4 separate regions of the Mus musculus genome follow, and all the other regions are linked to region 3. Evidence: chromatin loops called from intact Hi-C (ENCODE). Cell type or tissue: left cerebral cortex. All regions are shown on one strand. Each heading gives the region's core, and the rest is flanking DNA. Links, peaks and the distances in the headings are about the cores only.

What was found. A loop is a pair of places that touch in the nucleus more often than their neighbours do. Peaks named below come from ENCODE experiments on the same cell type or tissue, not always from the same donor. Only the 100,000 strongest peaks of a DNase experiment are listed, where the experiment ranks them.
Region 1: a loop joins it to region 3, with 2.5 times the contacts of the local background. A loop is called at or near these places in 3 of 42 quality-filtered maps.
Region 2: it touches region 3 in a loop (3-fold over the local background); 3 of 42 quality-filtered maps call a loop at or near these places.
Region 4: a loop joins it to region 3, with 3 times the contacts of the local background. A loop is called at or near these places in 14 of 42 quality-filtered maps.

What each region holds. Positions count from the first base shown.
Region 1 is chr5:143,972,334-143,980,677 of GRCm38, forward strand. It overlaps LOC115486439, which reads left to right and starts at 3,003. Exons shown (of 5, transcript XM_030254972.1): 1 at 3,003-3,455; 2 at 4,714-4,833; 3 at 7,525-7,615. The coding sequence starts at 3,429. Gm17135 (a long non-coding RNA gene) reads right to left here. Exons shown (of 3, transcript XR_001785016.2): 2 at 1-42. It also overlaps a transcript of Pms2 not described here. In left cerebral cortex, for the core only: a CTCF peak has its summit at 3,184 (motif pointing left); DNase peaks (open chromatin) are centred at 2,796, 3,198 and 4,522.
Region 2 is chr5:143,996,105-144,004,448 of GRCm38, forward strand. Ccz1 (CCZ1 vacuolar protein trafficking and biogenesis associated) reads right to left here. Exons shown (of 15, transcript NM_177682.3): 7 at 7,939-8,114; 8 at 5,273-5,354; 9 at 2,440-2,501; 10 at 2,059-2,170. Among named protein-coding and RNA genes, the nearest start is that of Gm24311, 14 kb to the right of the region's middle. In left cerebral cortex, for the core only: a CTCF peak has its summit at 3,508 (motif pointing left); a DNase peak (open chromatin) is centred at 5,132.
Region 3 is chr5:143,907,553-143,912,552 of GRCm38, forward strand. Aimp2 (aminoacyl tRNA synthetase complex-interacting multifunctional protein 2) reads right to left here and starts at 2,287. Exons shown (of 4, transcript NM_001172146.1): 1 at 2,029-2,287. The coding sequence starts at 2,163. It overlaps Pms2 (PMS1 homolog2, mismatch repair system component), which reads left to right and starts at 2,449. Exons shown (of 15, transcript NM_008886.2): 1 at 2,449-2,527; 2 at 4,369-4,508. The coding sequence starts at 2,505. In left cerebral cortex, for the core only: no CTCF peak of the experiment used is centred there; DNase peaks (open chromatin) are centred at 2,045 and 2,349; H3K4me3 peaks cover 2,211 bases; H3K27ac peaks cover 895 bases.
Region 4 is chr5:143,728,302-143,736,645 of GRCm38, forward strand. Usp42 (ubiquitin specific peptidase 42) reads right to left here and starts at 3,979. Exons shown (of 18, transcript NM_029749.2): 1 at 3,862-3,979. Gm38737 (a long non-coding RNA gene) reads left to right here and starts at 4,154. Exons shown (of 3, transcript XR_868672.3): 1 at 4,154-5,551; 2 at 6,253-6,406; 3 at 6,757-7,130. In left cerebral cortex, for the core only: a CTCF peak has its summit at 3,990 (motif pointing right); a DNase peak (open chromatin) is centred at 4,175; H3K4me3 peaks cover 2,337 bases; H3K27ac peaks cover 696 bases.

The DNA of each region.
Region 1 (8,344 bases), core at 537-5,536, 65 kb after region 3:
TTCTTCGAGCAAGAGGAGGATGCAAGCCGATGGGCAGGAGCTCTGTTTAGGAGAAAGAGAAACGCCGCCAAGAGTGACTGTGGGTTCTTCTCTTCCTGAGCAAAAGATAACTGCAGTCTAAGCAACAATAACCTATCCGCCATCGTTATAGCATAAAGGATAAGAACAGCCTGAGGACTAGAAAAGGAGAGACAGCAATAGGGTTTTAAAGTTCTAACTCAGGGCCACTGAGATGGTTAAAGGCGCTTGCCCCGAGCCTGATGACCCGGGTTCTTTGATCCCCAGAATCCACGTGTGGCAAGACATACAAATGTACATGTAAAATGGAAGAGTTATTAAAGTTCTATCACTCTAAGTGGCAATGATATCCCTTGAAGGTAGATTTGCCAAATTAAAAGAACCTTACTGCAAACCACTCTGATTCCAGTGAGCTGTGTTAGAGACAGAGGGAGTTAATAAGCCAGGGTAAAGGAGATAAAGCCAAGTGTCAGAGATCAGCTTTGACACCACAAGGTAAACTGGGGGAGGCAGCCCGTGGGGGCCGGTGCTGATAGCAGCTGACGGGGGAAGGGGTTCTCTCCAGGTGCAGAAGGAGGCTACTGCCTACAGAAGCCAGCAGTTAGAGAGAAGGGAAATATATACACACACACACACACACACATGCATATATACATGCATACACACACATATATACATACACACACATACATATATATATACACACACATACATACATACACACATACATACATACACACACACACATATACATATACATACACACACATTCACAGACACACACACAGACACACATGTATATACATACATACACACACATACACACACATATACACACACATATATACATACACATATACACATACACACACACACACACACACACAGAATGGTTGAAACAAAGACAGGCTCCAGCATCTATTTCTTCTCTTCACCCCTTTTTATACCCCTTAAGACAAAGTTTTTTCTATTAGGAAGAAAATTACCTCAAAGCTACAAGCTACACATTTTCCAAAGACAGTCACCACAAAAACAGATTAAAATCATTACACAAAAGGAACTTAGAACAGGATATTGGTTACATATTTCTTATATGAAACATATGTCTAACTAAACGTTTCTTATCTTTCTTTCCAAAAGCTCATTTTGACCTCAAAGCAGTAATTTTTTTAGTCATTGATTAACGAAGAACAAGCAGGCCAAGTCTTAGCAGCCAGTTTCCCCTGTGCCTGACTGACAACAGCCTGTACTAAGGAGAGGGTCACCTTTCCATCTTCCATCTTATTTTTCCAGTTCTGATCCCAGAGGCTGGCTAATCACCTGTTGCCTGTTCTTATACTCAGAGTTCTTTGCTCTTTATTGCAACCTCATCATTTCCTGGTGCACACTGAAACATGTCACCTCATCCCAAGATCTCAGGGTCAAACAACTCAGGCCTAACTCAGAGTGTGTGCTCGCTTTGACCACCAGCTTGTCACGAGCGTAGTCTTCCTTCCTCCTGATTAGTGCCTGTGATGCATGGACACCCACTACCATCAGCTTGTCCTGAGCATAGCCTGCCTGCCTTCCTTCCTCCCTCCCTCCCTCCCTCCCCCCCTCCCTCCCTCCCTCCCTCCCTCCCTCCCTCCTTCCTTCCTTCCTTCCTTCCTTCCTTCCTTCCTTCCTTTCTTCCATCCTGTAATACATGGACGATCACTGCGCTTCTTTCTCCGACTCAAGCAGCTTTTGCTGTCCTATCAGGGAAGGACGCACTCTATTCTTAACTCCAACTTAAAACTTTGTCACCTCTCCTAATTTCCTAACTATATTTTCTATCAACTGCCCTAATACCCCAAATTTATTAAAATCAAACTAACTTCCTAAAACTACTTAAGTCAGAAATTCTATAAAATCCTTAATTCATCTAGACTGCATTATCTTAAGAACTTTCATCTTCATGTTGATCTGCAAGAAACTCGCCCAACAGAGTGGGCTATCGCCCAGGAAGTAATCACAGGAGGCTACAGGCAGTGAGGGTCTCCGGGTGTCCACTCACACAAGCCAAAAGAATGAGGAGTGTGGCAGTGACAAACAGGAGAAAGCACATCAATAGCAGGAAGCACTCCGGGGATGAAGGCTCTGGGGCTGTGCCGCACAGAGCTCACCCGTCACAGCTGAGCCGGATGGTGGGTCATCTCCAGGGAGCTCACTTGCCTCCTGCAGCTCTTCCTGCATGGCGTCCACCACCAGAGTTAAAAAAACAAATACTCAGCCAGACACTGGTGGCACATGCCTTGACTCCCAGAACTCAGGAGGTAGAGTCAGGCAGATCTCTGTGACTTCAAGGCCAGCCTGGTCTACGGAGTAAGCTCCAGGATAGCCAGAGCTAAACAGAGAAACCCTGTCTTAGGGTTTACTGCTGTGAACAGACACCAAGACCAAGGCAACTCTTTTTGTTTTGTTTTGTTTTTTGTTTTGTTTTGTTTTGTTTTTCGAGGCAGGGTTTCTCTGTATAGCCCTGGCTGTCCTGGAACTCACTCTGTAGACCAGACTGGCCTCGAACTCAGAAATCCGCCTGCCTCTGCCTCCCAAGTGCTGGGATTAAAGCTGTGCGCCACCACTGCCTGGCAGCAACTCTTATAAGGACATTTAATTGGGGCTGGCTTACAGGTTCAGAGGTTCAGTCAATTATCGTCAAGGCAGGAACATGGCAGTGTCTAGGCAGGCATGGTGCAGGAGGTACTGAGAGATCTACATCTGAAGGCTGCTGGTAGAATACTGGCTTCCAGGCAGCTAGGATGTGTGCCACACCCACAGTAACACACCCACTCCAACAAGGCCACACCTCCAAATAGTACCACTCCCTGGACCAAGCATATACAAACCACCACACCCTATTTCAAAAAACCAAAACCAAACCAACCAACCAACCAAAAAAAAAAAAAAAAAAAAAAAACCCAAAACCCTCAGTCCAGGGGCTGAGAAAATGACTCAGAGAGAGGTTAGGGGTATTCGTTTCCTTGGGAAGCAGGCCCTGCACCTCCATCTGGGCAGCACTATAGAGTGCTGGTGGAGGGGACACTGGCCAGCTGGCCCCAAGGGTGAGAGCACTGGAGCACTGCCTCTTGTTGCTGGCAGTACAAGGTGGCCTGGCTGGAGCATTGCTCAAGAGCTCCCCCTGGTGGTGCAGACAAGGGAGAGCTGGCAGGCTGACCGGCTCAGTTACCACCCAGGCCCAGATCTAGGGCTTTTTAGTTGACCCACCCCAATATCTACATCATCTGCCCATGGCTGGAACCTGTGAAAGGGCCAGTCCCCAGTCCTGCTAATTCAAAGATGCAGGATCTCATGACACAGGCCAACAACAGGATAACTGGGAGGAGTCCAATACTGATGATGTCACAGAAGCCAGAGATCTAGAGCCAGAAGAAATGACTCGTTGCATTGAACATTCACAAGTGAGGATGTGTGGACAGAGGGTTCTACTGTGGGACACGCTGTGGCACACTGCAGCTTCCATGAGATGTTTTCCATGCTTTCTTTGTGTTGTTTGTGTTTGTGGTGTTTGTGTTGTTTGTGTTTGTGTTGTTTGTGTTTGTGTTGTTGTTTGTGTTTGTGTTGTTGTTTGTGTTTGTGTTGTTTCACTGGGGGAGGTTGCAAGAGCAGAGGGTGGATGTGAGAGGAACAGGGAGATGAGCGGGACGGGGGTGCATGCTGTGAGACTCGCAAAGGGGAAAAAAAAAGGTGTTTGCCGTTCTTGCAGAGGATCCAGGTTCTCAGCTCCCAGCCACCTAAGAACTCCAGTTCCAGGGGATCCAGCTCTCTCTGGGCTGCACAGGCAGTGCACACGCATGCACGGGCATACACATAGACACACACACTCAGAAATAAACCTTGTGAAGCAGACGTAGTTGATCACAGACAGAGGTGCACATCAACCCTGTCAGGTGGCTTCGATGAGCCGTCTGTAAACGTAAGCGCCATCCACACAAACCATCAGCAGAGCAGTAGTTGACTATAGCTGAGATGGCATAATCCCCTCTCAGTAACTGGGGAACCAAGCTAATATCCGAACCATCACACCAGGGACACAGTCTAACAATGATAACAGTGACCTTGCCTAACAGTGATAAAGTGGTAAGCCATGGAAAAGGAGAACGTCCCATTAGCTATTTGTGTTAGGATGGGACTTTAAAGCACATGCAAAAACTGATAGGGAAAAAGCAAACCAGGTAAATGTGAGCATGCACGAAGCCCGGGTAGCCCGGTTCAAGCCCGGTGGTGCAGGACTGTGGTGGTCCCAGCGATCAGGAGGCAGAGGCAGGGGGGTCAGGAGTTCAGGGTCCTTCTCTGCTGTGTATTGAGTGTAAGAGCAGCCTGGGCTACATGAGATGATGCCTCAAAAGGAAGGGAGCGCATAACGCATGGTCACATTTATGTAAAATTACACATAGAGGATACAAAGTGTGGTGGTAGAATGCAGATGGTGCGTTGCCTGGGAACGGGGAGAGGGAGGGACTGCTGAGTGAGGTCAGGGAAGTTGGGCGTGGTGAGTGTGCTCCCGGTGTGGTCTGAGGTGATAGTTGCTGGGTGTGAACACATGCTCACAGCGGGCTCATGGTACATCAGTGACACCTCACTCAAAGGTGGGATGTGTATGCATATGCACACGTCCAGGGAAACCAGGAACTAACTCACACGCTTCTCCTCTCTCAGAGCATCCACAGGAGCCCGAGTGCAATCACAAGCCATGACTCCGAAGTCCACTTCAGCAGCACCAAGTCGTCCTTAGACAAGATAGGCGCTCTGCCTGATGGTAAAATCAGGCAGTCAGAGGTCAGTATTTACAGCATCAGTGGCCGCTGCCCAGTGGCCATGATGTGAGGAACCCTCTCCTGTGTTTCGAGGACAGCCCTGGACAGTCATTTCACTTCCCGCTGACCTCACAGTCTGGTGTTGAATGAGGAGTGGAGTGGGAGAATAGCAACAGCCCTCATTTTTAGGGCTCCACCAGGCCCAGCACTTTCTAGGGGTCAACTCACTTAGAAGCCCCTATGAATTTCAAGAAGGTTACATTGTTGCCTGTGGCCACAAACCCTGCAAGCGGTGGGGCTTGTACCTAAGCAGTTGGAGTCTAGAATCTGTCCCTGTCATTGTGAACTTAACCCCATTGTACTTGACAAGTATGTGGAACGAGATGGGGTAGGAAGCCAGCTGAGTACAGCATCTTTTAGCAGACTGTCTGGCTTCTCTGTTGACAAACCAGTTATGAAACTCGCAGAAGCGTCATGGTCAGAGGTGACAGTGGCTAGGACTGAGGATGGGGAGAAGGGTTTGGGACCAAGGAGCTTGGGAATGAAAGAGTCTGGAGTTTTGGCTTTGAGCAACTGGGAGAATAAGGAGTTGCTGTTTAGTGCAGTGTTGAAGATGAGAATCTTCAAAGTTGAGGTCATGGCGTAAAATTTACCACTTGATTATGAAAATGTTCCAAGTCTGTACTAAAACATGGAAGTAGTGACAGCAGGTAGCCATGCTGGAGACAAGACTGCAGTGCAAGGGTGAATTCCAGATGGATACAGAAGTATGTGGGCTACACATGCATGAAGTCATTACAACTCTGGCTCAGGGACACTCAGCAGAGAAAGTGCTGCCGACAAGCTGGGCTACCTGAGTCACCCAAGGGTCCCGCACGGTGCAAGGAGAGAACAGATTCCCACATGTCTCCTGAACTTCACACACACACACACACACACACACACACACACACACTCATATACACACACATACACACTCACACATACATACTCACACATACATACATACATCACACACACACATACACTCACACCATACACACACACATACACACTCACACATACATACATTATACACACACATACACACTCATACATACATCACACACACATATACACATACCATACACACATGAATACACACACATAGACACACCATACATACCCACTATACACACACACACACACACACACACACACACACACACGTGCACACACACACACATACTAAATTTTAAAAAGCATAGGGAGGTCAAGGTTGTCTGGTGTCTGCAGATACGGAACACTAAGAGTGCTAATAGTGATGGTGGAGAGAAGCTGAGTCAGGTAAACGCTGTAGAGCACCACTCTTCCTCCAGGGTGGCCTCAAGTTCCCTATGTAAGAAAGGAGGGCCATAAAGTCTTGCTTTTTCTGCCTCTACCTCCCGAATGCCGGGGGTATGAGCATGTACCTGCCCAGACTGCAGTTTTTATTCATTTTTATGTATAGGAATGTTTTGCCTGCATGTATATTTGCATAGTCTTGGTGCCCACAGAAGCCAGAAAAGCATCGGGTCCCCTAGGACTGGAGTTGTAAATGGTTATGAGCTGCCATGTGTTTGCTAAGAGTCAAGCCTGGGTCTTTTGAAAGAGCAGCAAGCGCTCTTCTAACGTTCCAGCTCCTCAGAAACGCAGTTTTTTTTTTTTGTTTTGTTTGGTTTTTTGGGTTTTTTTTTTTTTTTTTTTTTGGTTTTTTGAGACAGGGTTTCTCTGTGTAGCCCTGGCTGTCCTGGAGCTCACTTTGTAGACCAGGCTGGCCTTGAACTCAGAAATCCGCCTGCCTCTGCCTCCCGAGTGCTGGGATTAAAGGCATGCGCCACCATGCCCAGCCCCAGAAACGCAGTTTTATTTTAAATTCTGTCTGGGTGTGCATATAAGAGTGCGGGTGTCCGCAGAGGCCAGAAGAAGGCGCTGGACGCTCTGCAGCTCACAGGAATACTCAGCACTGAGCTCAGGTCTCTGGAAGAGCAGCAGTGCCCTGACCCCTGAGCCAGCTCTCTGGCCCCAAACAGCAGTGTTTTATTCAGTGGAGAAAATAGTCAGATTAGCCCCTCGTTCCTCACCATGTGATGCCCAGTGCCATCTCAAAACTCTGCCAAAAAGTAGGCCAGTGCCAGATTGAGGCACTTCATCTTAGGCTACAGCCACAAGCCCAAATAAGATACTATATAATTTAAAAAGAAGAAGAGGATGTGGTGGTGGTGCACGCCTTCCATCCCAGCACCTGGGAGGCAGAGGAAGGTGGATCTTTGTGAATTCAGGTACATCCTGGTCTACATAGAGATTTCCAGGACAGCCAAGGCTACATACTGAGACTCTGCCTCAAAATGATAAAAGTTAAATTAGTTCAACACAAAAGTAAAAATAGCCTCACTCCAGCCTGGGCTATATAGTATTGTGCTGGGGGCCAGCCTGGGCTATACAGAGAGAGCAAAGAAATGAAACCAAAACACTTCCAAGACAATACAGGGCATGTTGGTGCATAGCTGTGAGCCCAGCACCTTGCACACCAAGACAGAAGAACTGCAGGCTTGGGGCTAGCCTGAGACACTGACTTTAAACACAACAAAAGTGAAAAAGGAAACCCCGTTAGCCATCCCCTGCATGCTCACCGCGTGGACTAGCTTTAGTGTAGGATGCTGCAGAGTAACGGTTCCCTCGTGTTTTGAAAAAGCCCAAGCTCAAGAAGTCGCTGAGTGAGGACAAAGTCTCCAAAATGAACTTCAAGACTCAAGGAAGAGGCCTGGTGTTTATGTCTCCACAGGGTGAGCGTCTTCACTTACGGTCTGTGGGACATCCTGTGGCGTTGGGGAACAGGGGCAATACTCAGGATTGGACCTTGAGCTTCACATGAACTGGGCAAGCACTGTCCCAGCAGACAGGGCACTGGCACTAGAGCACTAATGTAGCACCAGCCTACAGAAGCGGTCCAGCGGGCTCCCAGCCTCCTCAGGCTGACATGCTCCCTCCCTCTCAGCACAGGGCTGCAGCCAGCTCTTCTCCCTAGCCGTAGTCTCATCCCATTCCAGCTCCAGGACACCCTCCAACCATGCAGCCCAGGCTGGCCTGGAACTCACTCTGTAGACAAGGCTGGCCTCAAGCTCACAGAGATCTGCCTGCTTTTGCCTCCTGGATTAAGGGTATACACACCTCCTTACCCCACTCCTTGTTTGTTTCTTGAGAAAGGGTTCAAGTCTCCCAGGCTGGCTTCACACTTGACAGGTTGCTAAGGATGGCAGAATTTCTGATCCTTCCTGCCTCGTCTCTCAAGTGCTAGGATAATCTGCCACTGCACCTCTTTATGTGGCCCTGGGGATCCAACCCAGGGCACCTTTGTGCATGCCAGACAAGCACTCTACTGACTGAGCTACATCACCAGGCCCTCTTCCATTTAGGTCTTTAAGTAAAACATCTAATACTTGTATTCAATACCTCAGAGTCCAGTGGCCATCACCTTTCCTCTTTCCCAGGGAAGGAGGACTTCAAGGGTTTTC
Region 2 (8,344 bases), core at 1,404-6,403, 90 kb after region 3:
TCGCTCTGGCCCTGTTTGCTCCAAAGATTTATTTATTGTTATATGTGAGTACACTGTAGCTGTCCTCAGACACAGCAGAGGAGGGCGTCAGATCCCATTACAGATGGTTGTGAGCCACCATGTGGTTGCTGGGAATTGAACTCAGGATCTTAGGAAGAGCAGTCAGTGCTTATAACCGTTGATCCATCTCTCCAGTCCCCGGTCATTGTGTTTTAAGACAGCAATAGAAACTCTAACTAAGATGTGCATGTTACACACACACACACACACACACACACACACACACACTGCATTTTCAAGGAAAGGACAGAATTCTTGAAAGAGATAGTGCTAACTTAATAGTGTTTATCTTATCACAATGTTTTTGAGACAGGGTCTTACTGTGTAGCTCTGGCTAGAGCTTGGAACTCATATGTAGACCAGGATGGCCTAGATTCACCTGCCTCTGCCTCCCTGGTGCTGGAATCAAAGGCGTGTACCACCACACCCACCCACAATACAAAAAAAATTTAAGTTTCAATTAAACTGAGGTTACTGTAATGTGGTGGGGTGGAGGTGGGGGCACTCCCACTCTAAATGCTGAGCTGACCTCAAACTTCTGACATCCCTGCCTCGACCTCCTGAGTGCTCTGGCCATAGGCAGGAGCCATTACTTGGCCTACTTGGGCCCTCTCACACCACCCTGCTTCACCTGAATGCACACAACTCCTCTAATGCACACTACTTTTACTGATGGTGCCTGCACGTATGCCTATGCGCTACACATGTACCTGAGGCCTACAGACGTCAGAAGAGGATGTCAGATCCCCTGGAGCTGGAGTTAGAGACAGTTGTGAGCTGCCCTAGCTGGGTGCTGGAAGTCACACTGAGGTCCTCTGTCAGTGCTCATACAGCTGAGCCACCTCTCTGGCCCGGCTCCATGTGCATAATTCTTTTTAAACACTCATCTGTCCCAGAGTCCGTCCCCTCCCTTTCAGCACTCGTAGGGTTCTGATGCTTTGGTCTGGTTTGGTTTGGTTCTGTCACACGTGAGCACAAGAGAGCCTTATGCTGCTGAGGGAGGTGGGTTTATACATCATACGGGCTGAGGGAGGCAGTCAGGCCAGGCAGGTGGAACTCAAGGAAGAGCCGGCCTGCTTCTCAGGTACGGAGGCTCACTCCCTGGTCTCTCTGGCCTCGTCACTTGCTGTTAAACACGCTCAGGCTTCACCCTGCCCCACAGGCTCAGCTGCAGGCTTGTCTGTGTGCAAGGACAGGAAGAGGGGGACAACATCCCCGTATTCCCTCTTTCCACAGCCACTCCCCACACCTGGCTGCTGGCCGCTCTGAGTTGGGGGTTTCTGTGTGCTCTGAAGAATGGGTGGTCACCGCCTCAGCCCTGTCTCCTCATAGCCTAGGCTGCAGCCTTCTCTACTCTCAGATTTCTCTCAGGCATTGCTTTTAATCAGTCTACTCTCCACACAGTCAAAGGATTCCCACAGACTGTGACATCCTTTCTGCTTTCCTGAAACATAGTTTCTAAGCCTTTGAATTAAAACCTATTTCTTTTGTGTACCACAACTGCCTTAAGAGAAATGGCGAGGGAGTGAGGAGAGGAGGGAGGGGGGGAGGAAGAAATACTACCCAAGCATGGTGGCACACATTTGCAGTCCCAGCTACTAGGACACAGAAGTTGAAGGTCAGACTGCGTGAACAGTAGCCTCCCCCCCGAATGAAAAGGGAGCTAAGCCCACACATAGATACCCATTCTTACAGGCACCGTGAGACAACACAGAAGCACAGCTCGCTCAAGTGCGACCCATGCATCTGTGCTCTGAGGCAGGCCCTCTCACGCCTTGGGTGTGGCCCTCGGACTCTGGACACTTGAATCCCACCCTAGACAGGACTTCTTTCACTAGTAGCAAAATTGCCTAAAAAGGTTGAAAGGCAACTTCCTGCTGCAGAAGAACACCCTTTTTGAGTTTTACACAAATCAGAACTTGTAACACCTGTCCCAAGAAATATTTAGGAGGTGTGCCTTAGCCTTCATCTGTAACACCGGAGGAAAACAATCATTACCTTATAAACAATTAAATGGAGCTCTTCATACGTGTCATCTGTATTTACAAAAATTTTGGGGAATCTGCATTTTGCTTCTGGATCATTAAGGTTCAAGGGTCCAGTAAGAAATCTTAAAAGTAAACACAGAGATGACTCAACTCAATGAGGTAAACATAACATAACAAAACGCATTCCCAGTCAAGGGCTATCAATGTTCTGCTGATGCTAGACGCCATTTGATAAACAGCAGATCAGAGTTCCGTAAAGCGACAGTGTGATGTCCCTGGGAACGAGAGCTCCCTTTCGGATCGTTGCTCAACAGGGCGACCCAGTGCCATCTTTATCTTTACAGAAGAGTGGCGAGGCCCAGCGCTGTGAGCCGAGCCACGGGCATCCTACCTTCCATAGTGCTGAAGATTCCCAGGCATCTCTGCCCTGACTGGGGAGTCCCTTCCCGCCAACTGCAAACAAAATGAATATTGACAACAATCACATTTTATTTTTTTACTTTCAGTTTGACAAACGGCACTCCCACTGGCTAGTTGGTCTCGAGCCATTTTGCTGAACTTATTTCCCGTATTCCTTGCCACCCAGAAAAAAATAAATAAAGGAAACCTCATTCTTACAATGCCTGGGTTTGTCCATAGACTTGGCCAGAGCAGCTTTTCCGACCGTGAGCAGTGCTTAAGGCAGGGACTTGTTAACCAGGTCAGAGTGCCTGAGCGAGTGCTCGGCGTCAGACCTGGTCACCCATCAACCTTCTGCCACCCCATCTAGGCTCAGGGGACACGGTGGGAGAGAGTAAAGAATGTAGGAGCTGAAAGATGGGAGGGGGAGAGGTATGAGCAATAAGACAATCATGAAAATGGACATGAACCAGAAGGGAATGGCCTGGCGAGCCCTGGGGAAGTGGACAGATAAGTACTGTGGTATGTACACGCGTGTATGAAATTTTCAAAGAAAAGATAATAAGCATACTACAAAAATACATAAAGAACTGACTAATTTAACCGGGACTATAATAATATGACTCCATCTAAGCCTAAATCCCACAACCTACTACAATAACTGAATTCCATAAGGCTCTTCATGTTTTTCACACTGACCCATGGAGACTACTGTCTTCTTCCCATTCCCTTCCTGTGGGAGCTCAGAGTCACAGAAATGCACCCACAGATGTGGCTCTTAGACATAGATGGCAGACGTCAACACCAGGCTTGTCTGGGATCAGAGTGTGTATCTTTAGCTATGACACCAGGTTCCCTGGAAGACTTGTGCTTATCTTGTTTTGTTTTTGCTGAAAACATATTGTTTCAGGGGCTGGAGCAGTGGCTCAGCAGATAAGAGCACTGACTGCCCTTCCAGAGGTCCTGGGTTTGATTCTCAGCATCCAGCATCCATCTCCGACAGCTCACAGCATCCTGTAAGTCTACTCCCACAGGATCCAAGTGCCCTCTTCTGGCCTCTAAAGGCACTGCACACACATGATAACACAGATATGCATGCAGGCAAAAGTCCCTGCATGTAAAACTAAATAAATTTTGAAAACTGTTTGGTGCCCTTCTGGTTTTAGCATATAACTTCAAAATACCTTCAATGCACAGTGTACCCAGAGATGAAAACACACAGCCCACTACTAATCTGTGACAGATCTCACATGTATGTGGCCATGCTGGGTTGTAGCTCTGTGCTTACACAGTGTTCTTCAGGCATGTCATCAAGTAACGGACAGAATCTTCTACTGTGGCACCAAGCTGTCAAAGGCTGACAGGCACCGGAAGTAGCTCCTTGAAGGGCGTGCTTATAAGAAAGGCTTGGATACCAGGCAGAGCAGAGCTGGCCCTGCCATATCTTTGTTGGGCAGGTGTATGGTCTGAATCTAGAGTGTTCCTCGGTGACCTGTGTGAGGGACCTGGTTGAGTTGGCAGTGCTGCTGACATGTCACTGGACCTTGTGGAGCCAAGTTTATGGACGGCAAAATCCACTGCCAACTGCAAAGCTGAGTGTGAATAGACTCGTTGAGATGGGCTCCTGCTGAAGGCAGCAGGTCACGCACGGGGCATACCCCTGAAGGGCAGATCTATCCTGGTTGCTCTCTCCCTGCTTCTCCACCGAGGTAGGCAGCCTCTGCCACACGCAAGCAGCCGATCTTTGTCTGAAACCTGAGACTGGCAAACCAGGCTTTCTGCTCTGAGCTGTTTTCCTCAGGAAGCCTGTCAGCAATGAGAAGCTAACGCATCTCGCACCTTGGCAGGGTGCTGATGTCCTGTAAGACAGTGTAACCAACTCCATCCTAAGGTTATGAGGACGGCAGGTGTGCTGGGCACTGGGAACAGCCACTGTGCACAGTAAGCGCTCAACAGCTGCTGGCTGCTGTGTCCGACCTGCCTGGAAAGAGCTTTGTTCTGGAGGGAACCCGTCTTAAACCTCTCTTTCAATGTTTGTTTTCTTGAGGTGCTGAGGCTAGAACCCAGGACTTTGTGTATGCAGGCAAGTACCCCTGAGTGTAGCAGAGAGGACGTCCCATTGTTGCAAATCAAGTTTGAAAAGCTAGAGAATGAAGATGGGATGAAGGTGAAAGAGGAGTTTGCAAATGATCAGAGCAAGGGAAAATAATGATTGTATGGGCTGTGAACACTTCACTTTCAGCCTAATTAAGAATGCTAGTGTCGCTGGGCGTGGTGGTACACGCCTTTAATCCCAGCGCTTGGGAGGCAGAGGCAGGCAGATTTCTGAGTTTGAGGCCAGCCTGGTCTACAAAGTGAGTTCCAGGACAGCCAGGGCTACACAGAGAAACCCTGTCTCAAAAAACCAAAAAAAAAAAAAAAAAAAGAAAAAAAGAAAAAAAGAATGCTGGTGTCTAATGTTCTCTGTGGAAAGTTGGGGAGTTAAGTACAGTTGTGGCCAAGTATGCCAGGCATAAGGCACCTTCTCACAATGTCACCTACTTCTAGAGGAAGACTGCAGGCTTAGGGCCCTCACGGATCCCTGTCCCTCCCTATCTGAGACCCAGTTTTCTCCCTGCCTGATGAGCTGTTCCTCCTACTGCAGCTGAACACAGCAAGCACAGCAAGGATGACACACACTTCCATGTGTGACGAATCGATACCAGCTAAGTATCCCTGAGTATCATAGACCAACCATAAAGCAGCTCAGAGGTGTCCTGTGCCCAGCTTCCCACACCCACCTGCCCCTCCTCGGTCTACTGTGTGTCTACAGAATGCAATCATACCTCAGGTTCGATGTGCCTGGGGAACAGTGAGGTGGTGAGGTATTTGTACAAAATTCTCATGTCATCTTGCTCTAGTCCACTCCTGAAACACCAGGGAAGCACGAGTTAAAGTCTGGAAACGGCCTCTGCCTTCTCTGCTCTAGAGTGACACTTGCTCTTGTCTCTATATTGTATGAAGATGCTGAGCTAGGGATACAGTAAGACAGGAGAGTGCTCGCCTAGCGTGAAGCCCTGGGACCCATCCCCAGCCCTGCAGTAAAAACAAACAGGATGGGCACGCTGGTGTACAGCCTGAGCCCAGCCTAGGGAAGGTAAGGCAGAAGGATCAAAAGTTCAAGCTACAAGGAGCTCAAACGAAACAAAAACAAGACATGCAGACCCTCCAGCTGGGAAGGAAGTGCGGGAAGGAAACACACCAGACCAAGCAAGCGCTGGCGCTGCGCGCTGACCTACTGGCAGCTGCTGCTCCACAGTCCTGTATTTTAACTAAGACTCAAAGCATGGCCTCAACAGGACCAGCAAGAAGGCTCAGCAGGTAAAGGCATTTGCTTTGCAAGACTGGTGACCTGGGTTTGATCCCTGGAACCAATGAAGAGTAGAGAGATGTGTGTGCACACACACATGTACATACATACACACATACACACACACACACACACACACACACACACACACACACACTTTAAGTTTTTTAAGTCCAATAGATCTGACTTTCAGACTGAAATCCATTCAGGGTTACTTAGGGGACAGTGGTAACCACATGATACATTCTAGAAAGACATCTTGGGGTCCCAGCCTACACAGTGAATACCACATTCTAGAAAATATCACTATGTTACAGATATATAATTTGACCATAGACATCAGAAGTATTTGTGGATATTTGTTCTCTAGGTTTCAGTGTAGACAAAAAGGAGAAAGAAACAAGTTTCAGGCAAACTCATCTCAAAATGAGGCAGGAATACTGAGAAGTGTTGGGAACTGGCAGACATCCACCCTTGAAGAGGTTTTTGTTGTTGTTTTGGGACAAGACATAAAGAAGGAAACCAAAAGGTCCCGGGAGAACTCTTCAAGAACCCTCTTCCACCGCCTATTGTGTTAGAATGTTAGCTGTCTGTCCTTCCCCGCAGACAACTGCTGCCCTTCTGTGCGATGCCTTCACTAGACCATGCACCGGGGCATCTCCCATACTACCCTCTGCTTTCTCATGTCCTGACCACGTCTAAAATGTGGCAGGGGCTGGGAACGTGGCTCATGCTAGCACGAGGACCTGAATGTAGATCCCCAGCACCCGTGTGGGTTGAAAGCCAGCTGTGGCAGTGCACGCCTACAATCCAAGTGCTGGGAGGTGGGGGCAGGGGCACCCTAGGGCTCACTGGCCAGCCAGCCCAGCTTCATCAGGCAAAAGACCTATGTGCATAAATAACATAAAGATGAATGTTCAAAAATGAAAGCGTGTACTCTAGGAGCCTAGAGCAGACACATAGACACTCTGTCAGCAAGGGAAGACTGGTTCTTGAGCTTTGCTGCTCACAGGGCAGCATCGAACACGTGGGGTGGGAGCTGATAGAATTTCTAAAGCGAACACATGGACGGTTACATTTTTCTTTTTCAGAAGTAACTGAGATGATAAAGAGGAAGAAAAAGTAAAACCGAAATCAGGTTCAAGACACAACTTCCTTTTTAAGACACATGTAAGCACTGGGGATGGGGACTGAGGCAGGAGGATTACAAGTAACATACCAACTTGATCTACATAGTGTGACCCTATCTTGAAAAATAAAAATAAAAACCAGAAGCAAAATAAAACACTCATTTGGGCCAGCAGGACAGCCCAGTGGGTAACTGCATTTGCTATGCCAGCCTAGTGAGCTACCCGAGGTTGAAGACTTCATTTGGGTATACATATACTCTTACTCTAGTCAACTTGCTCTGTGTTTGTGTGCAGCGTTCTGCTGTCTTTACATCAGCAGTAAGAGGCCCTTCAGCCATCACCCCAACTCTCTTTGCTGGATATTAAGCTATTTGAGAACAGCTCCCTCCTCCCCTCTTCCTCCTTTCATCTTCTCTCTTCTTCTACCTTTTTTTGGCCACATTTCATATGTGTGTGTGTGTGTGTGTGTGTGTGTGTGTGTGTGTGCGTGCGCTATGTCTTTTACGTATGCATGGTTTTGTATGCATGTATATAGGTGCACATGTGTATGCATGCATGGGAGTCTGTGCCCTTGGTCAGCACCAGGAATCATCCTCAGCTGCCCTTGTCCTTTATTCACCGAGGCAGGGTCTCTGCCTTCCTCCACCACACCCACCCAGCAATTATGTGGGTTCTGGAGATCTGAACTCTGATCCTCACACTTGTACAGCGAGGGCTCTAGCCACTGGGACATCTCAGTTTGGTTTTTTGTTGTTGTTTTTTTTGAGGGGGGGCATCTCAGTCTTGGCTCTAGTTTATTTAAGCTCCTCTGCTTGGTAATTTTAATTGTTTATTATCCCAGCTGTGCTCTAAATAATTCTCCTCCTAATTTGACAATGCCCCTCAAAATTTTCCTGCTGATGCCCCTGCTGTTATTTCCTGTGTGACAGACAACTGCACTCACTGCTACTGTGCAGTTTATTATTACTCTGACCTCCATGTCCTACAGGCCAAGTCACAGGGTGCTACTTACCAGATAAGTTGGTCATTGTAGAGGAATGCTGTATATTTGACTACACTTAGGCTTTCTTCCATTCGGTTAATAAAGGACTGGATTTTCAAGTAAGTCATTTTATCCAATGGGAAGAAGCTGATTCCACCAAAAATATCAAGTAGGTCACATGACTGCAAATGTAGTGTCTGCAAATACTGTGGGGGAAACAGACACTAGATTAACCGTCGCACTCCCTACAGCGCTCACACAGCCGCACAGTCACACACTGACAAACAGCACAACAAGCCCAAGAAGCAGTAAGCCGAGAATGACTGGACTTGAAGTCAGTCCCAGTCCTGAAACACAAAAGCTGAGAGCTGCCCTTGCTGTGCTGATGCGTCTCTTTTTTTTTTTTTTTTTTTTTTTTTCCGGCCCAAATATTTAT
Region 3 (5,000 bases), core at 1-5,000:
GTTTGGAAGCCTCTCCCTGGAGCAAGTGATCAAGTCTGAGCACTGCTTTAAGGCAGCACTGGCATTCTCCTATCTTGGTCATCTGGAGCAGTCACTACTGAGAGAGTAACTCCACAGAGAGCCAACAGCTCATCCTTTGTACCAACGCATCCTCTTTGCCAAGTACAGTCTGGCATGCATTAAGAAACCAATCACAGTTGCTATAGGCTTTATTTCGTTTTTCTACATTTATTATGTGTGCACATGTGACTGGAGGTCAGGGGACAGCACAGGGGCATTGAGTCTTTCCTTCCATGTAGATTCCAGGGGTCAAACTCAGATGCTCACTTATGGGGCCAAGACGGCGTCTAGCTGACGGACCACTGATCCATGTCTGCTCTTGTTTTCATAGTTCCGCAGCTGGACAACTGTTAATACCACCAGGTTCTGAATTAACCACTTCTCTCCCAGTGTAGGCAAAATCAGGGATGACAAGGATCAGGAGATGCCCACAGCGGCATCTCTTTACGTATTTATCCAAAATGCCCCATTTTCTATCTGCTGGAAATCTGGGCTGCGATAGATAATCAGTAGAAAACTGAAAGGGGTGGGGAAGAACGTAAAAGGAAGAGCGCGACAACTCCTAAGGTTGGAGGGTAAAGTTTATTGTAGATAAAAGGGAGAGCAGAGGCAGGGACAGCTGGAGAGTCCGGAGTGAACGTGGCCAGCCTGAGCTGGGACGTTGGCATAGCCAAACGGCTTAGTTATGTAGCAGCCAGAGGAGCTAGGGAGAGGGAAGCCCTGCTCAGTTCTGGGCTGGAGATTTCAGGGTAGGGGATGGGGTAAACCAACCAGGAGGCCCTGTCACTGGTAGAGACTGAGGGGTGCTGGGTGGACCTGAGGGCCAGTGTCTGCTTTGATATGTTAAAGGGCACCTCAGTTAGCCATTTGAGACCTAACAAATTTTAGTCTTTAGAAAACGAGATGGTGGGAGGCAGAGGCAGGTGAATTTCTGAGTTTGAGGCCAGCCTGGTCTACAGAGTGAGTTCCAGGACAGCCAGGGCTACACAGAGAAACCCTGTCTCGAAAAACCAAAATAAAAAAAAAAAAGAAAGAAAGAAAATGAGATCAAACAATAGTGATAAGCATGGTAAGATAATTGTTCTGAGTTAGGCAGGCACACACTTCTAACCCCAGCACTTGGAAGCTCTTTCTCCACTGGTGGAGAAAGGGCTCAAGATTATCTTTGGCTGTAAGAATCCCAGGACAGCCTGGGCTACAAAGGCACTGTTTCTGCCCCACACTCCCATGGCCAGGAAACACGAAAAAGGACCTCAACTTACTTAGAAACTGGAGACATCCAAATTAAAACTACATTAGGATGTCTCCATTATCCTGCTGGTAACAGCTTAAACCTGTATAACCGCTTTGAAAAAGAACTTAAAAAGTGGAAGGCAAACCTGCCCACTGGGCCAGGAATTCCATTCCTATACAGGCTATTTATGTTAGCTAGTCTATAAATTCCAGCGCCCATGAGTGAGGACCGGGCAGATAAATAAGCGGGGTGTGGCCAGGAACAAGATCACTCACTATCGTTATAACAAAATCTTGTACAGTATGCCAGACAACAGAACACATACTATGTTTCCAGACCATCAAGATTATATAGCTTAAAGATAGCCTCCACAACCTAACCGCGAAAAAAACAACACATAACTACAGTAAAAGTCGGGACCTCTTGTGGAAAAGTTAAACTGGGAAGGATGGGGCACTAAACCCGTCAACCTGGGTTATGGTAACCCTGGGATCGCTCTGAAAATTCCTCCGAATGAGCATTTTTCGTGTTGTTCACTTTTCTGTGCGCCTGGAGATCGTGACAGGAACCCACAGCAGCACTCATCTAGGAGGATTTTGTCGGACCCGGCCGCAGAAGGGACCGGGACCCTAGGCAGACACAGCGCCGGCGCGCTAGACTGGACGAGGGATAGGGCAGGGTGCGGCGCGGCACGAACGGCGCCTGCGCACCAGGCAGGGGCCGCACGCTCCTACCTGCACGTGGCCCGCGTCGGTGGCGGGGCTGGTGGTCTTGCTGTGCACGTTGGGGAGCCGGTACATGCAGGTTGGAAGCTCTACATGCAGAGGTGCGCTGCCTCCATGATAGGGCTTTACCTGGTACATCGGCATGGTGGGAACCCAAGGAAGGTAGCGGGCGAGGGACAGGAACGCTCAGAAGCCACCCAAGGCCACCTCAGACAGCAGCCGCCTTCTTTCTGACTCTGCTGCTGGCGTTCCGGAAAATGAAGTCCCCGAGCTTTCATTGGCCGGGCTGGTCTAACGTCACCAACTTGACCTTTGAGTTGGCCAATCACCGGTAAAGAGGTCTTGGCATGCCTTCGCTAGCCCGCCCGGAAGGGGCGGATCATATGTCAAAAGCAACCAATGGGTGTTCCAGGAGACGCGTCTTTTCCCGAGAGCGGCAGCGCCAACTCTCCCGCGGTGACTGTGACTGGAGGAGTCCTGCATCCATGGAGCAAACCGAAGGCGTGAGGTGAGCTGGACTTGTGGTCTCCGGGCGCATTCTATAGAGTTCCCGGTATCCCGGTCTCTTGAAAGGACCGGAAGTGGCTGAGGCGCGAGGCGGGCAAGCTCGCGGACTGGACCGGGTCCTCTGTGAGGAAGCTATTTCCTCGGCATCCTCCCGCCACAGGCCGTGCACTTGAAACCCAGCACGAAAATCAGTCGCCGTAGACAAAATTCGTTTCCGCTGTTTGTTTATTTATTGAGTCTTTATTCTTGAAGACTTGGGGAGGGAGGCTTAAAGGCTCACGCTGATCTTGCAGTCAATAGGGTTTTTAACTTTTATTATATTGAGGTGCTTCTGTGCGTTTGGTGTAGTGTTCACAGGCGGCATCATAGCAGTGAAGCACATCTTCGAAGGCCAGCACAGTTACATTCGGTGACAGATTTGTAAATGCAAATTTGCTGTCTGTATTTTAACCTTGTGATTTCCCCAGAGATCCTTTGCAGTTAGAACGAGTGCAAGTGTTTGTTTTGGTTTTTTGAGGTAGTGCTTTGAACTCGGGATCCTCCTACTTCAAACACCCGAGTGCTGTGATAACCAGCGAGGTTCTGTGCAAGGTAGATTGAAGAGAAAAGAGGTTGGTTGGTTTATTTCACCAGGGTTTTTGGAAGTCTACTATATGTCAGACCATATGGAAAATACCCTAAAATTGTTACTGCAAGGATGCACCTATGTTCTGTTATACTTTTATGGGGCATTTCATAGCCGGGAAACTATTTTTATGGTGACTAAACCGTAGGGGAATTAGTGATAGTAGATTGGGACCTTGTCGTTGCTAGACTTCAAACTTCATATGATAGGCAATGAGCACCACTAAAAATTTAAACCTAAAGATTTTTTTCGACTGGATTTGTAATTGTAAAAAGAAATTGGTGGGAATCAAGCCACACCTATAATCCGAGCAGGAACAGGCTCAGCAGGAGTTCATAGTTACCTTTAACGACATAGGGAGTTTGAGGGCGCTCTGGGCTACCTTGGAACCTGTGTCAGAGTGAACAAAACTGGTGGTAGCAATCAGGGTAAACTGGAGACAAAAAGGCGATTACCCTAGGCCAGCCAGGACAGAAAGAGACTTAACCCGTTCGCTGAGTGTGGTCGTGAGGTGGGACTATCATTTGGAGGCTGAGAATGAACTCTTGTCTCAAACATGAGCTCTGAGGACTTTCATCAGAGCAGTGTAGGCAGCATGGATTTGGGTACAGGTTTCAAAAGCAATTATGAGAATAGTTACATAGTTGGAAGATGATTTTTGTCAACCAGTATTTCCCACCAAACTTTGACTTTTTAAGAATTGTGAGCCAGGCGTGGTGGTACAAGCCTTTAATCCCAGCACTCGGTAGGCAGAGGCAGGCCGATTTCTGAGTTCGAGGCCAGCCTGGTCTACAGAGTGAGTCCAGGACAGCCAGGGCTATACAGAGAAACCCTGTCTCAAAAAACCAAAAAAAAAAAAAAGTGTAAAAAAAAAACCAAAAAAACTAATGTTGAAAAGTTATTCAACTTTTCAAGAATGAAGAACTCTGTGTTGTAAAAGAACTCTGTGTTATTGATCTGTCCCTTGAGGGTTACAACAGGTCTCCTCCATATAGATGCATGGATAATTAGATTTTTCAGTTTCAATTTTAAATACATATTAAACGAGTGTTAAAAGATTGGCGAGCATTCATATCTGCAAGTGAAATGAGTGTGTTCATATAATGAGTGGGTTAGGCTAACTAGTTACAGATCAGCCACTTACCAAGATTGAAGTATCTGCTCTGTCTAAGTATCGATTTTGTGTTTTGTGACTGGTTTGTTTCGTTTTGTTTTAGTACAGAATGTGCTAAGGCCATCAAGCCTATTGATGGGAAGTCAGTCCATCAAATTTGTTCTGGGCAGGTGGTACTCAGTTTAAGCACCGCTGTGAAGGAGTTGATAGAAAATAGTGTAGATGCTGGTGCTACTACTATTGGTAAGTTTGGGAAACTTCTTTTTTATAAAGATTAATTTATTCATTTTATATATGTGAGTACACTGTAGCTGTCTTCAGACACATCAGAAGAGGGAAGGCATCTGATCCCATTACAGACGGTTGTGAGCCACCATGTGGTTGCTGGGAATTGAACTCAGGACCTCTGGAAGAGTAGTCAGTGCTCTTAACCGCTGAGCCATGTCTCCAGCCCATGGTTTGGAAGAGTTTTAAGCAACAAGAAGTAATCATTTATGCTATTTATATCAGAAACGTTACTGGATTATTAGAAAACAAATACTGCTATACCTATTATTTTGATGTTAACAGTTGTGTGAAAGACTTTCCCAGGGGAAGCACAATACACACAACTCCCTACTGAGAGGGGGCTTCTTGACAGACCGAAAACGTAACGTACCACACTCTAATTTGGTGAATTAATGTGTTTGCATTGACAATGCTGACAGAAGTATGGATGAGGGATTATTTACGGGA
Region 4 (8,344 bases), core at 1,734-6,733, 180 kb before region 3:
GGAAGCAGCAGCAGCACCACTACCAAAAAACCCTTTTCCTGTACCACATCCCGCAAACCATGCAAGGTTATACTCAGGCTCCTCAATCCACAATTATGTACACTAAAAACACCATATATATATATATATTGTATATAATATTTGTATACACACATATATATGTGTATATGTGTATGATATACACAATTATATACACTAAAAACACATATATTTTATATATGTGTGTGTGTATGTGTGTATATATATATATATATATATACACACATACACATACATACATACTGCTTAAAGCTAGGAACAGTCTACAATTTAATATATTTGATTACATTTTTAAATCATATACCATTTTTCAGGGAAAAAAGTCAATTAAATTGCATAAAGAGAATATTTAGCTTTAATTTTTAATTGAAAGTCTAAAATACTATTGTATGAAATTTGAAGTTTTGAAAAATTTTAGCTACAGAAAAGTCTTACCAGTGAAGCAAATACATTTTTCTGAAAAAGTCCAGCATTTATAAGTATTTCAACTTTTAGAATTAAACCTGTAATTTTGCTAACATCAAACTTTGAACACAAATATGTATTTAAATCTCTGAATCTTATTTTTAAATCTACTAATTGAGTTTTTTTGATGTGCTAGGTATCATATTAATTGCTGAATATTTATTTATTTGCTAAATTTTCATGATAACCCTTTGGAAGATCAGCCAAAATCTGCAAGGTCAGTGACTGAGCCCCAGCACCCAGCACCCAGCACCCAGCACCCAGCACCCAGCACCCAGCAGGACCGTTGTCTAGCCATTATGCAACCCAAGTCAGCAAAGTGCTTTTAAGGAATGGTCCTCAAAATGTCCAGGCAGCCAAATCTACATGTCAGACCTTGAAGAAAACCTTTCAGGAGTGCTCAGCTGCCCTCCCTATGTTCTTCCCAGCATCTGAACTTGGCACGCTTTAGTCTCTGGAACACTCCGCACGTTACACTCCCACCATAGACAGGGCCCATTTTTAGTCCAAGCTCCTTGCTGAGGTCCTGCAAGCTATTCTTCACATGTTCTCCATCTCCTACCTCTGCTTAGTTAACACTTCCCCTGTCAGGGTTAGAACTCATTCCTCTACAATGCTTTTTAGAAACCCATCCTAAAGGGTTTCCTTGACAACACCTTTCACCCCAAGATTGGGTAAGAAACCAATCCTAAAAAGTCCTTGTGCTGATCTCCATGGTAGCATGTAGTAAAAACTTAACTCCACCCTACCTGGTATGGGGGAAGCTTTCCAAACATGTGTTCAACAAATGAATGAAATCGTGCAAACAGGAAGTTACTAGTGTTTGCTTGTAGCACCAGCTTGTGCTTAGGGATTTATATATGGCATCTCATTTAATTCTTTAAAACCTCTGAATTAAAGGGAGTACCTCTAAAACTTGGCCTTTAAAAAGTTCACCCCTTTTAAAGTACAAAGGGTAATAAAATCCTTGTGTACTTCAGTGAACAGATGTCCCCATGTTGGTGCTTACAGTCAAGTTGTTCCTTAAAAGTTTCAACCTTCTTGTTTACAATTTTTAATTCAAGTGAAGTTACAACCTTAACAATGTAGGGGCAGTTACATAAAATCAGAAAGTCAATAACTTGAATACTTAATCAAATGAAGATAAATCACCTTCAGTCACAAGAAAATTTGGGCCTACTAGCCAAATAAAGTTTATATATTTCTCATGCTACAGGCAAAAGAAATTCTATATACACATACAGACACACACACGTGCACACACACACAGTGTATTGATGGAAAAAAAGGAACAGGAGGGAGAGTTAGGGGAAGGAGACAAAACTCCGTAATAAGGAAAGGCTAGTCTATCCTTACTTAAAATAACATTTATAGTAAAACCCCTTGATTTTCCTGGGACAAGCAACCTTTCCATACAATGATTAACAACCAACCAAACAAAACACCGTACTCATTCTAGCAAAGATGCTGTGATAGGCTTAGGAGATAAATATTAAGGAAAACACAACTCAAGTCATCAGAAATATGTCATTGTTTTGATTCTGGCAAGAATAACAGAACCCATCTATCTTCTTCACTTGGATATTCAGCCAATGAATATCACCTTAAAGTCACCAGGGATCAAACTAAACTCCACCTATAAGAGCCAACCTTTCTTAAAACCCAGCTATATTGTGTAAGACAGGTTCATATGGCTCCTGTTTTTAGTCTAAGTGAAGCGTCTGACAGTTAGTGTTCAAAACGGCCTGTGAATGGTAACTACTTACTCAAAGCCCAGCCAGTCCCAACACCTTTTCATGATATACAAAGTTACAACAGTCCATTTTGAAACCTGACCAGGGACCAAAGCTGAATAAATGTGCAAGACTAATTACTTGCTTAGGTCTCTTTTACGATAAGTAAATGCCAGGCTACATTTATCTTTCTCATTTTAAGAAAGAATATCACTATGTACACATTGTGTCCCCCCACATACACTGAAGAAATAAGGTCAACGCATTAAAAAAAACCTGTTATGCGAACTCTTCATAAACAGTATTATACAAGTTCTGGTAACATTTCAGTTTTAAGAAACTTTAAAAAAAGACACCACTTGGTTTTTAATTGTATTTTGGTAAACAGAATGATTAGCCGTAAAACTCTGCAAACCAAGTACTTACTGTAGTCTTGAATCAATGATTACAGAAAAGAAAGTGAAACTGTCCCTGAGTAAAAACAAATAAGTGTAACTCATTATTCACAGACCTAAGCATCTGAATGAGTGACATGGTAAAAGCAGAACGTTTAAAATGCATGCTTTGAAGAAAAGTTCTCCTCCATAAACAGCTGTGCGAACCTGGATCCGGTTGTTACTTTGTAAAAGGGGCGTTAACTAGTTTCCCCGACACTTTTTGTTACTTGAGTGTATTTACTTGAAAGAACCACAAACAAGCAAGTCCTAAGGCCTTCAGATATAAAAGAGCTATTCAACAAAAGTAATCTCAACTGTATTCTAGGGAGGTTAAAGTCCTAGATTGTAAAACTTTGGTCCCGTCAAATTTTCATTTCAAACATCTGAATCTGATCCCTCCCACCCGCCCTTTCCTCCAGGTAAGTTGGTTCTCTGTGCCCCAAAAGATAAAGAGCCTGGGGGAGGAAGGCACACTCGCTTTTTCGGAGGGGAAAGAGCTACGGGGCTCCTCCCCCCCACCCCAACACCCCCGGCTGTCCGCCTCTCTTGCGGGTGTCCGCTCCGCTACGGCGTGGGCAACTCGGGTGTTCTGCTGAGGAGCCTAGTGGACTGCGCCCGGGTGGGAAAGTTTGTCGGGGTGGGGTGGGGGCGGGGAGGCCAGCCCGGAGCTCCGAGGGGCGCCCTGGAGCCGGAGGTGGCAGCCACGCGGGGGGGCGGCGGGCGGGCCCCGGACGCCGGCTACGCCGGCTACACTGTCCCGGCGTGCACACGCCCACCCCGGCAGCTCCAAACGCGCCGGGCGGCCCGGTAGCTGCCGGCCGCCCGAGCAGCGGACCGAGGGGGCGGGCTGGGGCCGGTGGGGGTGGGAGCGCTGTGGCCATGGCAACCAGGGGGGTCCGGCCCTTCCGTGCAACCCCGGCGCTGCCTTCGCTGCGAGCCCGCCCGCCGTGGCCACCGCCTCCTGCTCTGCGGGCCTGGCCCGGCCGGGCGGCGGCAGCGCCAGTCCCGCAGCCGTGGGGTCCCCGGGCCGCCCGGCGGCTGTAGAGGGGGCGGCGGGCGAGGGGCCGCGCTAGTCCCGGCGGGCCGCGGCCGGCTGAAGGCGGCGGGGCGGCTGAGGCCGCGAACCAGGGACACGCGGCCCGGCCCCACGCCGGCCTGCAGCGGGCGGGAAGGAGGCGGGAGCTTACCTGACCCGGCTCGGCACTCGCTCCATCCCCCTCGGCCGCCGCCGCCGCCGCCGCCGCACACAGCCCAGCCGCCCGGCGGGGGACAATGACGTGCCTCCATCCGGGCACCGCCGCCGCCGCCTCCGGGTCAGCGCCGCACCCGCAGCTTGCCGGCCGGGCCGCCAGGGGGCGCACCAGGGCCGCGCCCGCACGCGCCGCCGCCACGGCCTCCGCCGCCCAGGGGCCGTCGCGCAAGAGGCGCGGCGCGCAGCTAACGGGCCGGGCAAACGCGGGAGGGGCCGTCGCCCAAGGGCGGCGGGGCGCGGGCTGGCCTCACGCGTCAGCTAAGCGCCGGGCTCCGCCGGAGAAAGCACACTGATTGGTCCGACGCCCTGATTGGCGGGATGCACTGATTGGCTGGGTGTCCGGCAGCAGGGCGGGGAGGGGCCGCTTCCGTTCAGAGTTCCCGGAGTGGCCCGGGTTGGGGCCCTAAAGCCAGTACACCTGAGCTCCCATCCCGGGAGACTCATGCCTCTCCTACGCGTGGCCCTGCGGACTACGGTGGCGAGGCCACTGGGCTCTGCGATCCACGGGCCCTCACCGCGATGGGGCCTCCGCTGTCTCTACCTTACGTAGCCCTGCCAGGCTAAAGAGCAGACCATGCACCCCCCTCAACGTCTCACTTCAAGTCTTAGCTCTCCAGATTGAGGCAACTGCGCCCCAGTCCTACAGTCATGCTTCTTGTTACTTCCTGGATCCTGAGGCTGGACAAAGTAGTTCATCCTTGTATTCTCTCCCCTCCAGCGCCTGCCTGTGGTACCCATTTAGTACACACCCCTGAAGAGCATTCACTGCTGATCAAAACCTTTCACCCCCTAGACCACCAGTTCACTACACCCTACTGACCTAAAGAGCTGTGGTCCTGCCCACCACCCACTTGCCTTCTCTCTCACTAAGCCTAGTCTAACTGACTCCTCCAGCACTCCACTCTGGTTTCACTATACTCTTGTGGACACAGTTTTTTGTTTTATTTTAAAACACAGATCAGAAGAAGAAGCTAAGCTCTTTAGCTTGGGCATTAAAAGTCCCATTTTAATGATTCCCAGTACAGGTGAGTCTGAGACAGGAGAATCACAAGTTTGAAGACACCCTGTGCTACAGAAGGACTCCCAGTCTCAAAACAAAACACCCAACTCCATATTTCCTTTTTCCTTTCATTTATTCCAGCCACAGCATGCTATGTTAAGCTTTTAACATTATAAAGAGGTCAGGAGCCTATACCTACTCATGCTACCAACTTCATTACAGTCCCTATAGGTTGGCTATAAAATGTCTATTGAGTATTTGGAGCAAAAAACTCAAGTACTTTGAGGAATTAAAAAGGAGAAAGAGAATCCTAGTTGCTCACATTTCAGCATCTCCTGTCAAAATTAACACCACAACTTTTTTCTTTACAAAAAATGGTTATGGAATTTCACCACTGTAGACCATTATTAAGAGATTTGCAAAAGGTAAAATAACCCATGTCTGTGATCCTAGAATTCAGCAGCTTAGGCAGAAGGATTGCCATGAGTTCAAGCCAGCCTGGACTACAGAGTAAAATCCTGTCTGTAATCCAGGTCAGCCAAGACTATAGACTGAGACCCCATCTCAAGGAAAATGACCAATTTGTGCGACTAGAACTACCTGCTCAGTACTTTGCCTTTTCCAGGTAATTAAATTCAAATGCTGAGGAACTGAGGGACTAGTTATCTAGCTAAACGTTATGGTATTTCAGAACACTTCCCTTTGAGGTCCCAGAAGTTTACCCCGCCCCTGTTGGGATTTATTAAGAATGGGGTTTGGTGTTTGTTTTTAGAGGCAGGGTCTTATTCTGTATAATGGCTTTAAACTCTACAACCTCTGCCTCAATCTGCAAGTGCTGGGCTTACAGATTTAAATGAGGGAAGAAAGAGAATTTGGCCCCAGTGGACAAAACATTCTCAAATGGCCCTCACTTCTGCTTTGATTTTACACAAAGTTTGATGTTCTTTAATTCAGGTCACCTTAACAATTTGACTATAAAAGCATTTTGTGTGTGTGTGTGCGTGTGTGTGATATGTCTGAGTGTGTGTATGTCAAAAACAGGTCAACATCAAGTGGTTTTTTTTTTCAACTGCTACCATATTTGTGTAGTATGTGTATGGACACACTTGCAGGTGTGCATGCTCATTAGGAAGTCAACTGTTAATAGCTCTCATATTTCCTCTGTGTGTGTGTGTGTGTGTGTGTGTGTATGTGTGTGTGTAGAACAGAGGTTAACATTTGGCATCTTCGTGTGTCACACTGAACTGAGAGCTTGGTTAGATGGCATCCATCAAACCCCTGAGATCCACATGTCCTGTGCTATGTCCCCTCTCTACTCCCTGGAAGTGGAAGGGCAAGACAGCATCTACAGAAGACCACTGCAACTATGCCTGAAACACTGTTCCCGCCGAGAGCACTTCAGGTCGTCTGCTGTGGCCTTGGAAAGTAGCTCTCCCAAAGCACAGAGTGCATTCTAGAAGATCGTGCAGACATCTCAGAGGTAAGAGAATTGCCCCCTTGCAATTCTTACCATAGCCACCACTCTAAGCAATAGAGGTATGCCATGGCCGGATCATTCCTTCTCTGACAGCAGGCTTTTTTGAGAAAGGGTATCATATAGTCCTGGCTGGCCTAAAACTAGCTGTGTACCTGACTTTGAACCACAGATCCTCCTGCACCAGTCTCAGGAGAACTGAGATAACTGGGGTGTACAAACATGTACACCATCTGTAGGGTGTGTGTGTGTGTGTGTGTGTGTGTGTGTGTGTATGCATGCCAGAGGAGAACTTCAGGCATCACTAGATCCTGTTTTGTTTTGTTTTGTATTGTGTTGTTTTGTTTTTGAGACAGTGACTTTCACTGGCCTGGAACATGCCAAGAAGGCTAGACTCATTGGCGATAAAGGCTTTACCACCTCAGACCTAGGCAAGCAAGTCCATGTCACCACAGCTGCATATGAGTTATGGCCATCTATCTCAGTTCTTACTGCTTGGCAGAACTTTACTGGAGGATCGGTGGACAGATCAGTGAAATGGCTAAGTAGTTTGAAAAGGCGCTTGCTGAAAGCCTCAGGGCCTGAGTTAGATTTCTGGGACCAACTTAGAAGAAGGAGAGAACTAATCTCCTCCAGTTGTCCTGTGATCTCCGCCACAAGCATGCTGCAGCAGATGTGCAACACCCCCAACACCAAATAAATGTAAAACTGTTTCAATAAAGGACCCATCTCCTTCATCCACGGTTACATTTCTTGGGACAGGGTCTCACTTTGTGGCCCAGGCTAGCCTAGAACTCAAAGCAATCCTCCTACCTTAGCTCCCTGAGTGCTGGGTATGCAAATATGAAACACTAGATGTAACTTACAACTTGTATCTTATGACATTTGACATCATCCTGACCAACTTTGCAGACTTGGGGAGACTCCCCCTCTTACAGAAGCTGACTCTGTTGAAAGACAGTTTATATACCAAGAGGATGTCTTCCATCCACAAAGCAAACTAGCTGATGTTCTATTCACAAAAACATCCTTACCCCACTCACTGTCAAATATGTATGTTGCTACCACTAAATCATGAAAAACAAGTGACAGGCAACTATGTCTTCACTAAAATTATTACAATTTGTCAGTGCTATCTTGCCTAACTGCCTATGTTACTTTTGTTTTTGTTTTTGTTTTGTTTTTGTTTTGTTTTGTTTTGTTTTTCAAGACAGGGTTTCTCTGTGTAGCCCTGCCTGTCCTGGAACTCACTTTGTAGACCAGGCTGGCCTCGAACTCAGAAATCCACCTGCCTCTGCCTCCCAAGTGCTGGGATTAAAGGCATGCACCACCACGACTGGCGCCTATGTTACTTTTAATAAAAAATGCCAGTAAAGATTATTCCTAAGACGCTCCCAAAATCCTACTTTTGTTGTTGTTGCTGTTGACAGTCCAGACTAATCCTGGAATACTCTTTGTTTCTCAGACTAAATCAAACGTAAGCATCTTGAATTTTGGGCTTACAAGCCCATACCTCACAGTGCTTTTTGTCTTCATTCTAATGCTTATTCCAACCTGGCACCCGCCTGACCCAACTGACACGGATCAAGGCCCTGTTGGGCAGAGCTGCTGTTACTTCCTTCCAGAGCTCCTACAGAGCTGCCTGGAGCTATGATGTCTTTATCACCCCGCCTCTGACACCTGCATCCTTAATATACTACAGGTTATCTGGAAAGGGGGCAATAAGACAGCAGACACACCAAGTGATCAACTTACCTCAAAACTGGAGGAAGTAATGTAGAAGACTCGAGGAATTTTCCTCAACTGGGGAGATGTAATTGGTTGCAGGCCGGCAATAGACTTAACCCTGAGGGTCAGCGGTCTTCAGGCCTGGTGGTGTTGGTCCTGAGGGCTGCCTTCACCAATGAGTCTCCTAGAGAAGCACAGAGGTGAGCTTGTCATTAT